2 separate regions of the Homo sapiens genome follow, and region 2 is linked to region 1. A link is a contact called in ENCODE Hi-C or POLR2A ChIA-PET data. All regions are on one chromosome and are shown on one strand. The core of a region is the stretch at or near the end of the contact, and the rest is flanking DNA. Distances in the headings are between cores, read along the strand shown.

Evidence for each region. A loop is a pair of places that touch in the nucleus more often than their neighbours do. ChIA-PET counts read pairs that join two places held with the same protein, here RNA polymerase II (POLR2A). Pooled maps may share reads with other maps.
Region 2: a loop to region 1 is called in a map of mammary epithelial cell, with 6 times the contacts of the local background. The contact joins two enhancer-like sites. A Hi-C loop is called at or near these places in 1 of 168 maps with a recorded cell type or tissue (mammary epithelial cell) and 1 of 50 pooled maps. POLR2A ChIA-PET finds 5 or more read pairs at or near these places in 3 of 52 experiments (MCF 10A, Panc1 and activated CD4-positive, alpha-beta T cell).

What each region holds. Positions count from the first base shown.
Region 1 is chr10:118,457,586-118,462,737 of GRCh38, reverse strand. No RefSeq gene overlaps it. Among named protein-coding and RNA genes, the nearest start is that of LINC00867, 100 kb to the right of the region's middle. Within about 2 kb of position 2,962, at least 3 of the 41 ENCODE cell types and tissues checked have a DNase peak (open chromatin) inside an H3K27ac peak, as active enhancers do.
Region 2 is chr10:118,498,440-118,503,591 of GRCh38, reverse strand. It overlaps LOC105378507 (a long non-coding RNA gene), which reads right to left. Exons shown (of 4, transcript XR_946354.2): 2 at 4,406-4,485; 3 at 1,432-1,496. Among named protein-coding and RNA genes, the nearest start is that of PRLHR, 95 kb to the left of the region's middle. Within about 2 kb of position 2,316, at least 4 of the 41 ENCODE cell types and tissues checked have a DNase peak (open chromatin) inside an H3K27ac peak, as active enhancers do.

The sequences.
Region 1 (5,152 bases), core at 1,713-4,212:
TGTCTATGGTTCTGAATACCTTTCAGCATTCAGGCCACAAAGTGATGGCTGACAGGCACAATTCCAGCCCATTTGCATATATGTAAAGTTATTTGACTTGGTACTGATTTCTTTGCTTGTCAGGCATTTCCCTCTTACATTTGGCATGCCATGTCAAATTCTACATTCTTTTCATCAATCTGCTCTTACAACCTACTCCACCAACTGTCCCGCAAATGAATTTCAGGAACAATGGCCAACAGTGCATTAGAGAGTCTTTGTAGAGGGATAGCTGTCTTGAGCACCTTTCATCCACAGGGACATCTTGTGTCTCTATCTTGCTGGAAGGGAAGATGTATTTTTAGGTTTTAAGGAAGAAAAATAACTATATCAAGGACAAAGTTATGAAATTTATAGGTCTTAGCACCCATTGATCATTACCCAAGCTAAGGATTAATTCCTCATGAAAGCTAAACTCATCAATTTTATTTGGATGTTTCCATTTTGAAATTCCCTTAACCATAATTTAAAGGGGATAGTGAACATTTTGGAGACCTGGAGAAAGTATCTCACATAAAATCTGATTAGCTCAGTTTATGTCCTATGAAACTTTCTGGTGAAGACAGGTGAAAGGGTTCTTTAATTTGCCATTTCTTATATAAATACATTTATGAGTTCTGAAGGGAAAATTCTTTAGAGTGTAAAGTACAGTTCGTTATGCTATTTCTGTGTGGCGGCTTTCACATCCTACGAGGGCTTTGAGCTTTTTTTTTTAAATATGGCTTTCATCCTTCAGGTCTCAATCCTGTAGGCACATGCCAAGCCAGCCTACTTCATTAGATAAATCTGACTTCTTGGTCTTCCTCTTGGCTGGGTTAGGGGTTGGGCATCAGAAAATGTAGGGTCTTTAGTGAAAAATGGGACACCTCACAAACTCAGTGCGGGTACGTTATTGATGACCAGAACCAAGGGTGTCAAGTTGAGTGAGAGAGTCTGATGAGTTACCATGTCCTACCAGTCTCTACTGCCAGTGAGAGGGGGCCAACCATAATTGTTCTGGGAGAATGATGACTTGGGGCTGGTGAGACTTTGGTTTATAATCCAATGAATGGTGAAACTGTTTACACACCTCTGGTTATTTCACCATTTGAACACTCTGACTACCAATCTTGCTATCCTAAGAATATATCATTGGACATTCTTTCTTGATAACTGTCTTCCTAGTCAGAAAAGATTATTTCTCCTGAGTCATAAATTAGTATGAATGCCCAGTGAGGATAATTATAATAACGATAATGAAAACAATAGCAACCATTCATCTGTGCCAGGCACTGTGCAAAGATACTTTATAGCCATACAAATAGCTCTGCCATTTAAATTTCCCAATAATTTTGGGACAGAGACCTCACTATCCTCACCGACAAATGAGCAAACTAGGGCCCAGAGAAACGGTGCTATTGCTGGATAGCTACAAAGTGTAAGAGCCCCCAGGTCTGTGTGACCCCCAAAGCCCATGCTTGTAACCACCATGCTGAGCTCTGCCAGAAGTACGACTGGTGCTCTGGGGTACCTGAGGCTGATTGTACCACAATGGCCCATCAATCCCATTATTGCCAGCATGTCTCCTGGTGCACATATGCAAAAAATTCTCTAGAGCTGGAAGAGCTTGGCTGTACAGAATGTGTGTTATCAGCTTCATAGACATTACCTAGATGTTCATTATGTATTACATATTGATTTAATACACACTAGTTATTATTAAATTTCAATTAATTAGTTATTCATTATTAATTAGTTGTTAAATATTAAATAGTGATTGTGCCAATTCAAAAATTTTCCACTTTCTCCACATCCTTGTTTTCATCTGGATCTGTTATTGCCAGATTTTTTTAATGAATGATATGTTGGGAGCTGAATACTGTCTCATCAAGATTTTGATCTGCATTTCCTTCATTCCTCATAAATCGTGCAATATACTGGCCATTTGGGCTCTCTCTTCTACGAATTGCCTGCTTGTGCTTTTTTCTCTTGTGTTCTATTGGGTTATTTGCCTTTAAAAAATAGATTTCTAGGAAATCTTTATATAGCCTGGATACTAAGATTTCATTGGACATTTGTGCTGCAAATATCTTCTGCTGACACTGTTTAAGGTGACTTTTACAAAAGTTGTATACAGGATAATTGTATACATCCGTTATTGCTTTTTTCTAGGCATTTTTGCATCCTATTTATAGATAGTCTCCTTTTTTGTTGTAAACTTCTAAGTTTGGGTTTTCAAACTGAGGCCTATATTACATTTGAGATATATTATTATTATTCTGTACTTTGACGTATGATCTAAATTTATTTTTGCACAGAAGAATAATCAGTTTCTCCAGTACCACTTATCCTGAGTGAGGGCCTTCTGCTCTGATTTAAAATATCCATCTCTCCTATATCAAGTTTCCATGCATATGTGGGTTTGTTTCTGAGCTTTGTCTATTCTTGTGCCAATACTGATTTAATTAACGTATCTTTATAAGCAAGTCATGCTTCTTAATTCTTGTTCAAATGAATTTTGTTATTCTTAGTTATATAGATTTTAGCCTCAGCATGTCAATAATCTACTAAAAAACGAATTTGTTGTCTGATGAATTAAATTCACTGATCTTTCAGTGTTTAAGGATTTGAGCACATCGTATAGTGGGTTTCACTCACCAGGTGAATTCATTCATTAATACAATTCATCTGCAGCTCACCCAAGCTGGCTTAAAGCTGACCATTGACTACATTTTTAACCCTCATTGCGTGTTTAATTAAATACATGTCAGGATTTTAGTTAATTTGATTAGTAAACTGAATCTGAGGTCTATGGGTCAGAAGATAGTTGGGCTTTGTAATTGTAGATAAGAATCACATGAAATCATATGAAGAAGAAAGTCATCTCTGCTTAGAATACAGCCGTCCCGATGCATTTTACAAAAGAAGCCACCAGAGGGCAGAATGAGCACGAGAGTCCCACTGGCTTTCCTGGGCAGAGGACGACAGAAGCCCTCATCAGTTCTGACCACCGCACGTTCAGTGTATTGAGCTGGGACAAACGTTTTTTGGGAGAGATGTTTTTCAGCTGCTTCTCAGGATGACGTTTGCTGCTGGTCTTGTCTCAGTTGAAGTATTTTCCCCCAGCACACCGAAAGAGGAGCTCACTTCCTGATTGTTGCAATCAAACCTTTGACTTTTGTCACAAGTAAATGCTGTTTAATGAAATTTAAAAAGGAAAAATAAACAAGCAAACAACACTCCAACCACGTAGCAGGATCTCAAACACTTCAGTGCAAAGCCAGGTGACTCACCAAATGATATAAGGTCATACTTCCAACTGGGCTATTTTCTAGCTGGCAACACTATTTCGTTTCTACTGATAAAAGATCCTATTTATTGGAGGGCAAGTTGATGGGTGGGTATTTCATGGCCACGGAAGTTATTTGGTGACAACCTGTCCACTTTTGCTTATATTGCCAACGCAAACAGCATGATCTTCTGGAGTACTGATTTGTTCACAAATAGAAAGGACATCACATTTTGTAATTCTCTTTGCCAAGGGAAACAAACCAAGGTATAATGTAGTTGTTCCTGTCAGGCTAGGTAGAAGAAAGGAGGAGCTGAACCTTCTGTGGGCGCATGCCTTCCATTCAGCATGTTTTGTGGAATGCGTGTTAGGCATTCTCCCTAGTTCGAGATGCCTTGGAGGCCACTGTCCTGTCTTGATTTAACTGAACCTCATTGAAAGAGATCCCTTCACACTGGGGAAGTCGTTCAGAACAGTAAAAGATAAGATCCTTCACATAAAAAAAAAAGTTTGAGTTTGACTACATCCGCAGTAGCTGTGATTATGACTTCTGTTATTTAGTTCAAAACTTATTACAGGGTTTCTTTGGTTCCCCATGAAATTCTTCCATCTTTATTTTCATGGCAAACAGTAGCTCAGATGTCCCCTCCTCTGGGATGCCTCCCTAGATGTCACCAAGCAACATCAGCTACTCTTTCTCTCAGAGGCTCTTACTCTTGTCACTGGCATGGCCAAAAAGTGTTTGAATGTTCATGCCAAGGCTACTGAGAACAGACAGCACGGGTCCCAGACACCAGCACAGATTTGGGCACATGGCATAACTCACCAGTGTTTGCAGAATTAAAGTGAGGGTCTATCCTCTCTTCCCAGGCCCTAAACAGAATCTTTGGAAAACACCACCAAGCTTTCATGTAACCATCTCGGTGTAACCCAGCAGGCTGCTTTGATGCGAGGAGCTTCAGCCACATGGCTCTGCTCTGCCGACATTTGGGTGTGTGTTCTCCAGAGCTCTGTAATATCTGAAAACTGATTTACCCTAGCTTAAATCCAAGGCTTTGACACTTCAAAAAGTTGAATTTTTCTTATTCAACATAATAAATGGCTTTCCTGTGCCTAGGAGTTTATGGTTTATGTCCTGGGAGGGAAAGAAAGGGTAATAAAAAGAATATGGCCTTCTGGGTCAGTCAATAGGTACTCAAATATTTGCTGTCAATTTGAGTCAATGATTCACAGAGTTGAAAATATTAAATACACTACAAATAATTCATGCATTGAGTGCCTTGCTAAGTGATTGACAGCTATGCTAAGTGCTTGCTTTAAAGTTTTATCTTCTTTAATCTTTAAAACTCTTTGAGGTAGATAATCTAGTTAGTCCCATTTTACAGATAGGAAAACTGAAGTTCAGAGAGTTTAAGTAAGTCTCCTGATGCCACACAGCTTGTAAGTGTCTGAGCCATGATTTGAACCCTGCCATTTTGACTCCAGCAGAGTTCCTGCACATGGAATGCATTAGATAAATAATAGATGTGCTCCCCTTCCTGTTCCTGCTGCAATGGCCTCCTAAAGCCTTTGTAAAAAATAATACTGTTATGGACTACTCAGGTTTAAAAAATGTGATATATATTTCTATTTAGCTCCTGCCCCTTCTGATCTTTCTCTAGTAATGTCTGGGAGCTACTGTATTCGATGAAAACAGAACTCCACGTCTCCAAGGCTACAGGCCTCCTGAAATGGAGAAGAGACCCCAAGCAAAGTGGTCTTTCCAGGAGACATCAAGTGCGGTCATCACAGTGACTCTCCTCTCATCTCCTCCTCACAGCATTGGACTTGCCTTTAAGATCTCCA
Region 2 (5,152 bases), core at 1,067-3,566, 42 kb before region 1:
CTTTGGTCCCTCAAAGTGCTGGGATTACAGGTGAAGCCACCATGCCTGGCCTAAGTTTGTTTTCAGATAGGTGGTCAATCAGCATGTACTGAACATCTTATTATGTGCCAGACATCTGAAGGATACAAAGAGGCATGGGACATGCTTCCTATCCTCAAGGAATTGATAGACCCATGTGACATGATAACAAATAATTCTGATGACAAAGCAAAACAAGACAGTGTGTACACGGTGCCAAAGTGGCCCAGAGGGAGGGGTTAGCTCTGTTATGGGAGTCAAGAAGGGCTTCATAAAGGAGCAGATACTGGATCGGCATCCTGAAGGCTGAATAGACATTCAATGTTTACATAAGGAGGTGGGCTTGAAAAACATTCTGTCAGGCAGCAGTTTGTCAGAATGGTCAAGAGCTCTGTTTTGGTGCCAGGCAGATGGACTTTGAGTTTTAATTCTAACTGCTTACCACTTATATGAACTTGGGCCAGTCATTTATTACTTTGTGCCTCAATTTCCCCAAACTACAAAATCAGACCAATAACCATGTCTATTTCATAAGGATGTTGGGACACATTTGTTATAATGCTTGGCACGTAGTGTGTACTCAGCAAATGCCAGCTCTTAATAGCATTCCAGGCAGAGGGCAAGACCTGAGCAAAGGCCAAAAGGCATGAACCAGTGTGGCATTTTTGTATTTTTTTCAAGGCATAAACCTCTAGCAATTGCATATCATTATGTAACTAGAAAGGCTCAGAAAAGATGAAAAGCCAATGACATTACAAAATCTTTAAAGTTTTAAGATGACATTAAAGCCAATTGCATTTGATGATGTAATTTACCAGCAATTTATTTAGGAAACACAACCAATAGAAATCGTATTTAATCTGAGTGAGGATGCTGGATCCTTTCATAAGGGGAAAGGCCTCTTGGAAATGGGCAACTGTCGCAGCCACTTGAAGGACAGGGTTTGGAGGAGCACTGGGCTAGGCGTTGGCCTCAAGGAGCCACAGGCCAAGTGACCCTTCAAACACCAGGCATCTCCTAATTCCTTGCTGAATGACAAGTACTCCTCATGTGAGGCTGACTGCTCTCTAAAAGGGACAAATGATCGACAAGATCCACATATGAAAAGCAGCAAGAATTTTGCAAAAATCTGACTTGAGAAAACTATAACATATTTAACACAAAGATGTATGAGAATGGGTGGTGGAGGTTTGATTTGCTTTTCAGTTAGGACACATTTGCAGATACAGGCATATTCCGCTGGCACATTCTGCTTGGCACTGGATCAGAGACTCATGGTTCTGTGCTCACCAAGTGGGCTGTCCTGTTCCATGACAGTGAAGTAGCAATGCCACCCAGGGTGAGGGGAGCGGAACAGCAGGGCACCATCGTGGGCCCTCAACCGTTCAAGGACATTTTAGTGAACGAGCTCACCTTGCTTTCATTTGCTGTCTGACTGAAGCGCCCTCTCCTTTGAACTCGGCAGGAGTGCCTAGTGGCTGAGAGTGGGGAGAAAGCAAAAGACACTTGTCAGACAGGGCTCTACTGAGGTTTTCTTCTTCCCTGCAACCTGAGCTCATGTGCCTGGACTCTCTCTGCCTTAGGGTGAGGCTTTTCCCAACAGGCTCCTGTTCCCTTGTGCAAATCGATTCTTGGCACATTTTTTCCCTAATGCCTGGGCAAGTCTGAATTCTTCAGAGTCCAGCTTAGGCTGCAAAATAGAACTCCTGCTACACAGTGGCCCTAAACACTCAAAATGATAGCTTGTCAAGACAAGGGAATCCGCAGAGCACAAAGGTGGTGAAATCTCAGTGACTCATGTTCTTAACACATTGCTTCATGCTCCCAGCCAACAGACTCATTTCTGTGGGCTTTGAATTTAGGTTTGGGCCTTCCTCCCCTAAGGCAATGGCATCACAGCCATTCCCAGAAGGACCAAATATAGGGTCATCAGCACAGGGCAAATACCCTATGAAGTTGCATATGAACCTTAATTCCCAAACTCAGGTAAACTAAGACCCCATGACACAAGAGTCTTTTAAGGTGGTCGACCCAAGCGAAGCTGCATCGTGAGAGAGAGATGATCACAGGCTTTGGTATCAGACCGAGTGGGGTTGACACTTGTTTGGCTACCTACTAACCATGTGACCTTGGGCGGTTTACTTATCTAATCTCTGCCTTAGGTTTTCCCATCTGTAAAGGAGCAAAATCATATGTATTTGTGGGGTTTTATGAATAATCATAGGAGATGATGAGTCAAAAGTGCCTCACCTGGGCCCAGCAGCCAGGAGCTGGGATGGTTGCTGGCACAGACGCTGTGGCTGTGACTACACTTCCAGGAGGGCTGTGACCACACTTCCAGGAGGGCTGTGACCCAAGGTCTGGATGTGCAGAGCAGATGAGGCAGGAAGGCCAGGTGAGGGTGAGAGGAAAAGAGGAATAGGGCATTTCTGAGAGGGGGAATAGCAAAGCAAAAGCATGGATAAATAGGAGTGTTGGGTGCAAGGGACTGGAAGAACTCCTTGTAGAGGATCCTTTTCAAGGAATTTTCAAGATCTCAGGGTTTAGATTTAGAAGCCTCCCTGTATTCTCCATCCTCTGCACAACTCCTGGTTAAATCCAGGCCCAGGTGGAATGTTGAGATAGCCTGGTCTAGACTGGTTGATGGGCCATTCGGGCCTTATGCATTTTGTGCAGGGCAGCCATCTGTTTTTATGTCATGATAAGAGATGTCAACAGATATTGTGTTTTTTATGGCAAACTGCCAATGATGCTAAAAGGTAATCACAGGCTATAAATCCACTCAAGTCACGCCAGCAAGGGTTTTTTAAGCATCTACTATGTGCTTAGCACTGTGCCTTAGACTACAATGAATAGACTTAATTTATCTATGCTTCTTTTATTGTTATTTATTTATTTATTTATTTATTTATTTATTTATTTATTTTGAGACAGGGTCTCACTCCGATGCCCAGGCTGGAGTGCTGTGGCGCAATCTTGGCTCACTGCAACCTCCGCCTTCTGGGTTTAAGGGATTCTCGTGCCTCAGCCTCCCAAGTAGCTGGGATTACAGGTACCCACCACCATGTCCAGCTACTTTTTATATTTTTAGTAGAGACGGAGTTTCACCATGTTGGACAGGCTGGTCTCGAACTCCTGACCTCAAGTGATCCTCCCACCTCGGCCTCCCAAAGTGTTGGGATTACAGGCATGAGCCCCCACGCCCAGCCTATCTGTGCTTCTTTTAGATCAAGCTTGGACTAAACAGCTTCTGTGTTTTTCAGTATTTTTTTCTAGTTCTAAACTAAGAGAATGTCCTTAAGGAGCTTAGAAGTGTGCTGAGAGGATACTTTTACTGTGAGAAATATTATAAACAAAATATAACCAAGTACATGTGTTTTACTAGCAATCAGCTTAATTCTGAGTTCATAATAATAGCCACTAAGCAGAGGTCAGTAAGCCTTGTAGTACGCCTCTTAGTATCTAGTATGGGGAAATCACTTCACATTTGGGGCTGCAGAGAATGCAGCCCCAAATCAAACCTTAAATCACACACAACTTTGAAGTATAAGAGTTAACTGTGGAGGAGAGAACATTCGATGTGATGCCACGTTCCCTCTGAGAGTCTGAGCCCAGCGTTTGTGCGACACAAAGTTATTAAAGGTGAGGTTTTCTATTTCAGGTCTGATGGGAAGATTCTATATTTGGTGACTGTAATCACAGATAGATTGAGATGGTTTTTTCCTATTCAGCTGCTTATGAACAAGCACAATTAGAAGTTGACAGCAAACACGCTTCACAAAAATTATCACATTTAGTGTGATTCCCATAATAAAAACAGGAGTGAGCTCAGGAGTCTTTTCAATTTACACAAATAGCCCTGGGGTCTCTCAACAGTCACTGCCGGTCCAATGTTTCTGAGTAAACTTTATTAGGAAAACAGATTGAAAACTCCTGAGGTTTAGTTAAATCTTGGTTTAAAACACACACACACACACACACACAACAGACACATACACACAACAGACACACACACACACACACACACACAGATGAACTCACAACTTCTTATTCTCTCTTTCTTTAGCCAAAGCATCCAAGTAAGCACTACACAGACATGAAAAGAAATAAGAGGCACGAGTGGTCCTACAGCCACCACATTCCATGTGATGTGCTAAGTATTGAAGGCACTTCCTACACGTAGAGGATATTGTGACTCTAAGCCACAGCTGCCTGCCAGCCTCATTATTATTTGCAACACCCACTTGTGTACTATTTTAAGAGGTCTTTTATATATGCTATATGATTTAATCCTCATAAAAATCCTGAGAGAGGTTGATAGAGAAAGTATTTTCTATCTTGGTTTCTAGGGAAGAACAGGTGTTCAGAGGGGAGAACGTTAACTCACCCCAAATCATCCTGCTGTTAGGGGCTGGAGCAAGCCTTGAATCCTGGGATGGATCCTGCCTGATTTTCATGCCCTTGTTTCTTTAGGCATCAGGGAGGCAAGAAATAAACACATAAATTACTTATTCATTTAAAAAACATTCATTGAGCACTTATGCTGTGATTGCTCCATGCTAGGCATCGTGTATACAGTGGGGTGGTGTTTATTATTATTATTTTGTCTGCTCAGTATTTGGGAAACTATCCCTCACTCATTATTCCATAATATTCCTGTTCCTTCTACTTGATTTGGTCAAGGCTGACTCCACCCTCCTGTGGTAAGGGAGGACTGTGTCCCTGACTAGCCAATTAGAATTCCTCCTGCATGCATAGACTCTTGCGATTGGTTCAGGCATGAGCATATGACTTCAAATGGTTCAATCAGAGTCAGCCCTCGAACTTTTCACCAGAGATTTGAGCGACATCATTTACTTCTTTCTCTGGAAATGTAGGGGATCACATTGTCTCCATAGAGGGAAAAAGTATGTGACATTGGAGCAAAGAAAAAGCAAGCAGAGCTGAGAGACAAAGAGTACAAGAGTCATGACAGCTTCATCTGAACTCTGAATCCAGCACTTTGGATTTCCCAGTCACCTGAGGCAATACAGGCTCTTTTTAAAAAAAATTTAATATAATTTGAATTACTCAAGAAAGGAACAAGATAGGTAGGACTCTTCTACTGAAGAGACAAAACAGACAATAAACCAGT